Regions from separate parts of the Homo sapiens genome. Here region 2 is linked to region 1. Evidence: read pairs that join two places in POLR2A ChIA-PET (ENCODE). Cell type or tissue: endothelial cell of umbilical vein. All regions are shown on one strand. Region 1 overlaps XXYLT1 (xyloside xylosyltransferase 1). Region 2 overlaps LSG1 (large 60S subunit nuclear export GTPase 1).

Region 1 (2,500 bases):
GTGAGTTGGGATTTTAATCATGGTTTCAGTTTAAAGGCAAAGGTTTAATCATGTTTTCGGTTTAAAGATCATGCCGTTCAGTTAGCCCTTTGTTATGATCTAAAGGTGTTTGACAGCTTGAAATCCAAAAGGAGGTCAACTGAGGTATGGAGAGCTCCACATATTGGGCTAAAAGCCAGTCACATTTAGCATTTTGGAAAGTTATGTGAAAAATTGATATCGTCTGTTGTAAAACTGAAGCAATTGCCAAGCTTGTCCATTGTTCTTTTGCACTGAATTAACTCACTCTTAATAAAAGGACCGACACAGGGCCTTACACGGGTGGTCTTTGTGCAGGGCCCACCTGTGTATCTTGCTCTGATGGTTGTCTTTGCTCATAGCTCAATGATGCTGATTAAATGAGTTTAAGTGTGCTGGACAGTGTTGCACAAACTAGGCCATTTGTGTGTCTTTTCTCTTTCTCTTCCTTTGTAGATTATAAATTCAGCCTGTATTCTAACAAAAGATTTTCATTCCAGAATTTAAGGCAGTGTTCTTCTCTCAAAATGATATGCCTCACAGATGGTCTAGGGCAGCCAAGTGGATCACATAGCCCTTCGATCCTGGGAAGTGTCAGGCCTTCCAGTTTTTTTCTGACCATTCAGCCTTCACACTGGTTCCCTTCTAGTCTTGGACTGTTGAGGGGTAGAGTCCTAGTTGGTCCCAAATTGCCCCTTTCCTGGGGACCAGGGTGGGTAACAGTTGGGTTCTGGGCTCCTTGGTAGTTTCACTCCCTTCCTGTTTGCAACCATAGCAGAGCTTTGGATCATTCTGGAGGGACTTGAGTCCCCTGGATTCCTGAAAATGACCTAACCTTTTTGGATTCCTAGAACCAGACCTTCTGGCACTGGCCACAACAGATGGAAGCCAATTTTTCAGAGACCCAAAGGACAGACCAATCGTAGCCTGAATCCCAAGAGTTCAGTGGGAGACACACTGTATTCGTCTGTTCTCACACCGCTACGAAGAAATACCCGAGACTGGGTAATTTATAAATGAAAGAGGTTTCGACTCACAGTTCCACATTGTTTAGGAAACTTACAATCATGGCAGAAGACAAAGGAGAGGCAGGCACCTTCTTCCCAGGGGTCAGGAGGGACTGAGGGCCAGTAGGGGAAATGCCAGATGCTTATCAAACCATCAGATCTCATGAGAACTGACTATTACTAGAACAGCGTGGGGGAAACTGCCCCCATGATCCAATCACTTCTTACCAGGTCCCTCTCACGATGCGTGGGGGTTATGAGGATTACAATTCAAGGTGAGATTTGGGTGGGGACACAGCCAAACCACATCACACACAGTGAGTGGAACAGGGTAATGAATTTAGAGCCCCAAACCTGAACCCCATTCTTGCTTTCTCATTATATGAGCTCATCAATTATTTGTCCTGCCCGAGCTTCCGTTTCTTGACTTATAAAATGAGGATAAGAACATGCACCTCACAAGGCTTTATAGAAAAGAAAGGAGATGAAGTGTGTAAAAACGTGATATAAGCTATCATAACATAGTTAATCTTCTTTATAGATTTAGGAATTCTTCTATTGTTGGTACATACGTTAGTACAGGCACATTAGAAGTTTCTCAGTAATTTTTTGGGGTTCAGGGAGTTGTTTTGGCAGCCCCATGCTAAACGTTTTAATCCTTACCGTTTATAGGGAGGCAGTTGTTTTTATTGTTGAGAGAAAAAATAGATTTCACATAAAGGGATGAAAAATGTAAGGTCTTTTGTTCTTTTTATTAATTTCCTTCCTTTCGTCAGTGACTTTTTGTATTAAGATCTACACTCTTGATGGGGAAAGCAGACCTCGGCTTATTGCTAGGTTTCAGGGGAGTGGGGGAGGAGGGAGAATGAAAAACAAGCAGGATGTTTCCTCCTCCACGGAGCTGTTTATAAGCTTTTGGCAGCATGAGTAACACACTGTGCTCGTCTAGTGAGTCTGGCTCTGCGGCTCTGAGGCTTGCCCATTTGCATATAGGACTAATTGATTTATTGGGAGAATGAGACTTAGAACCTTTAGGATGGAGATGTTACCTTCCAGTCTCTTGTATAGTAAAAGCTACTATGATTACTTTCAGTAGATAAACAAGTTGCTTTATGTAGTTGTCCTCGTCAGGTAATAGCAGCAGCAGCAGCAGTGACAGTTGACATTAACTGAGCAATTATTAGAGGTTAGTCACTATTCTAAGTGCTTTACATGTGCTGATTCCCGATCTGCACTGCCACCATATAAGGTAGGAAGGCGGATATGGTAGTTTCCCATCTTAAAGGCGAGAGAATCCAGCACAGAGGGGTTAAATGACTTGCCCGGGAGCACATACCTCGTTTAGGGGCTGGCACAGTATCTGGAAAGATGATGACTAGGTTTTAGGGTGTTGGATCAATGAGTGAATGAGTAAATATGCCCTTCACAGTGTCTGTCACAAGGCAAGGACTCAACAAATGGCAGTTTTTAGTCAT
Region 2 (2,500 bases), 540 kb after region 1:
TATGAATCACACTTAAACCTTGAACTTAGAGACTCTAAAGAGGATAAATACTAAACACTTGTGGTAAGACTATTCTAATTACAGATTCATAGAACAAGAAAAGACCTTAAAGATCACCTCACCTCCTAGCCCCTGCTTTTAAGAGTAATCATCCGAACTCAGAGCCTGAGCTGACCCAAGGTGAGGTGGCTGGTCAGTGGAATAGCCTGGGTGAGATCTCCCTGCAGGATGTTAGCCTGCAAAATGCAGAAAGGTGGACTTCCACCAAACTTCCAGTTTGATTGTACTTCCGATACAACTGAAAATAATGTGAGTCTTTTAAGATGTTTCATCTAATGCTGCCTGATAAAATCAGAGTAAGGAAAAAGCCAGTTTGTAAAAGCAAATGACCACACGTACAATTTCTAAGTTCACTATCTGCAAGTCCATATAGAAGAAAATCTCTGACAGTAAATTTTCAAAGATATTGCCAGATTACTCTCATTTTACTTTGTATTTCTTTAAATACTAGTGAAGTTGAGCATCTTTCCAAATGTTTTGTGACCATTTATTTTTCTTCTGGGAATCACATTTTCCTATACATGGTTCTGTCTTAATGATTTGTAAAAGTTCTTTGTTATATGTGCTACACATTTTTTCCAATGTTAATTTATGGTTTCTTTGGCCCCAAAGAAGTTGACAATTTTAATAGACTATATTTTTCCTTTTTGGTTTGACTGGGTTTGGTGTTTTACTTGGGAAGGTCTTCTCCCTCCCAAAAAGATAAAACTATCTTCCTGTAATATTTACTTACTTTTTTAACATTTAGATTTTTAATCTGACGAAATTTATTGTTGTATATTGTGTAAATTAGGATTCTAACTATTTTCTTCGAAACTGGAAAAGCCAGTCGACAGCTAGTATGTGAGGGAACTGAGTTTTGAACGCAGCCTGTCTGCTGAAGCCGTGTTCTTAACCACCATGCTTCGCTGCTTTTCTAATTGAGTTAGTATTAAAGGGATCTTACTGGGGAAAAAAATGTAGGTACATCATTCAGTAAGAAAACTTCTCTGTTGCTTTCTGTTTTGCAAGTAGTATTGATAGCGTAGCATTCTCCTACAGGTAGCCTCCATGAATAAATGTTTAAAATAAGGAGGCTGGGTGTAGTGCCTCACGCTTGTAATCCCAGCACTTTGGGAGGCCGAAGTGGGTGGATCACCTGAGGTCAGGAGTTCAAGACCAGCCTGAACAACGTGGTGAAACCCCATCTCTACTAAAAATACAAAAAGTAGCCAGGCGTGGTGGCATGCGCCTGTAATCCCAGGTACTTGGGAGGCTGAGGCATCAGAATTGCTTGAACCTGGGAGGTGGAGGTTGCAGTGAGCCAAGATTGTGCCTCTGCACTCCAGCCTGGGCAACAGAACGAGACTCCATCTCAACAAAAAATAAAATAAAAATAAAATAAAGAGAAGAAATAACTGGAGTAGAGAGAAATCGAATTTGTCTTTCATAGCGTGGTGCTAGGTGGCATTTTTAGGATATCAGATATAAGTAAATATTCTCCTGGATTATCTAGTGTTTTTAATGCTAAACAATATATATTCTACAATGATACCTAATTTTTTAAAATCCAAGAGTAAGAATGCTTAGTAATAGAAGCTACATCACCTCAGTTGTCTTTGTTGTGATATTCTGTCATCTAAGATTTTGCAAAATTCTTTTCTCTCCACAGACATGCGAGGATTCATGACAGCGCATGGACAGCCAGACCAGCCTCGATCTGCGCGCTACATCCTGAAGGACTATGTCAGTGTAAGTGAACCCTGCCTCTCATGCTCTCCAATACACAAGTCTTTTCCACATTCTGCGTTCTTAGATAATGGTAACCTGTTCGATTATAAAGGAAATATTTTTTCATTGAAACTGGAGTTGTGTTCTTGATGTAGGGTAGTTAACATTATATGGATTATAGACATTACAAAAGATGGAGATCTCTGAACACCTATTATGAGTGAAAATCACCAATATATGCATCTGGCTTTTTTTGTCTCCTACAGCCCTTTGCTTGTTATGATTGCAACTATTGTCACAGTCTTCTTTGTAGTATAGCTGTTTATATGCCTATCTCTATATTTGCCTAGTAACGATAACAGCTAACATTTCTTGAAAGCTAACCCTGCTAGAAATAGTTCTGTTTTACGTGCGTCTTCTCAGTACAAATATGTAACAAGTCTGTGAGATTACTATTTCTCCTTTTCAAATGAGAACATGCTATTTGGGGGTTTCCCCATAGTAAAATGGAGATGAACAGGGCCTATCTCATGAGATTATTATGGGAAATAAATGAAAACTCTGTGTGTGTGTGTGTGTGTGTGTGTGTGTGTGTGTGTGTGTGTGTGTCTGTCTGTGTGTGTGTGTGTGTGTGTGTGTGTGTGTGTGTCTGTCTGTGTGTGTGTGTGTGTGTGTGTGTGTGTGTGTGTAGCACTAAGCTCAATGCCTGGCACATAATGAGCCCCCAGTA

The links. Peaks named below come from ENCODE experiments on the same cell type or tissue, not always from the same donor. Only the 100,000 strongest peaks of a DNase experiment are listed, where the experiment ranks them.
Region 2: POLR2A ChIA-PET joins it to region 1 with 6 read pairs; 2 of 35 experiments call an interaction of 5 or more read pairs at or near these places.

Annotation. Positions count from the first base shown.
Region 1 is chr3:195,181,999-195,184,498 of GRCh38, reverse strand. The region is part of intron 2 of XXYLT1 (xyloside xylosyltransferase 1); the gene reads left to right. Among named protein-coding and RNA genes, the nearest start is that of XXYLT1-AS2, 35 kb to the right of the region's middle. RefSeq lists an enhancer at 1-261. In endothelial cell of umbilical vein, no CTCF peak of the experiment used is centred here; DNase peaks (open chromatin) are centred at 1,218 and 1,888; H3K27ac peaks cover 2,345 bases.
Region 2 is chr3:194,645,455-194,647,954 of GRCh38, reverse strand. It overlaps LSG1 (large 60S subunit nuclear export GTPase 1), which reads left to right. Exons shown (of 14, transcript NM_018385.3): 12 at 1,712-1,791. It overlaps TMEM44-AS2 (TMEM44 antisense RNA 2), which reads right to left. Exons shown (of 2, transcript NR_186047.1): 2 at 526-2,500. Among named protein-coding and RNA genes, the nearest start is that of TMEM44, 13 kb to the right of the region's middle. In endothelial cell of umbilical vein, no CTCF peak of the experiment used is centred here; no DNase peak of the experiment used is centred here.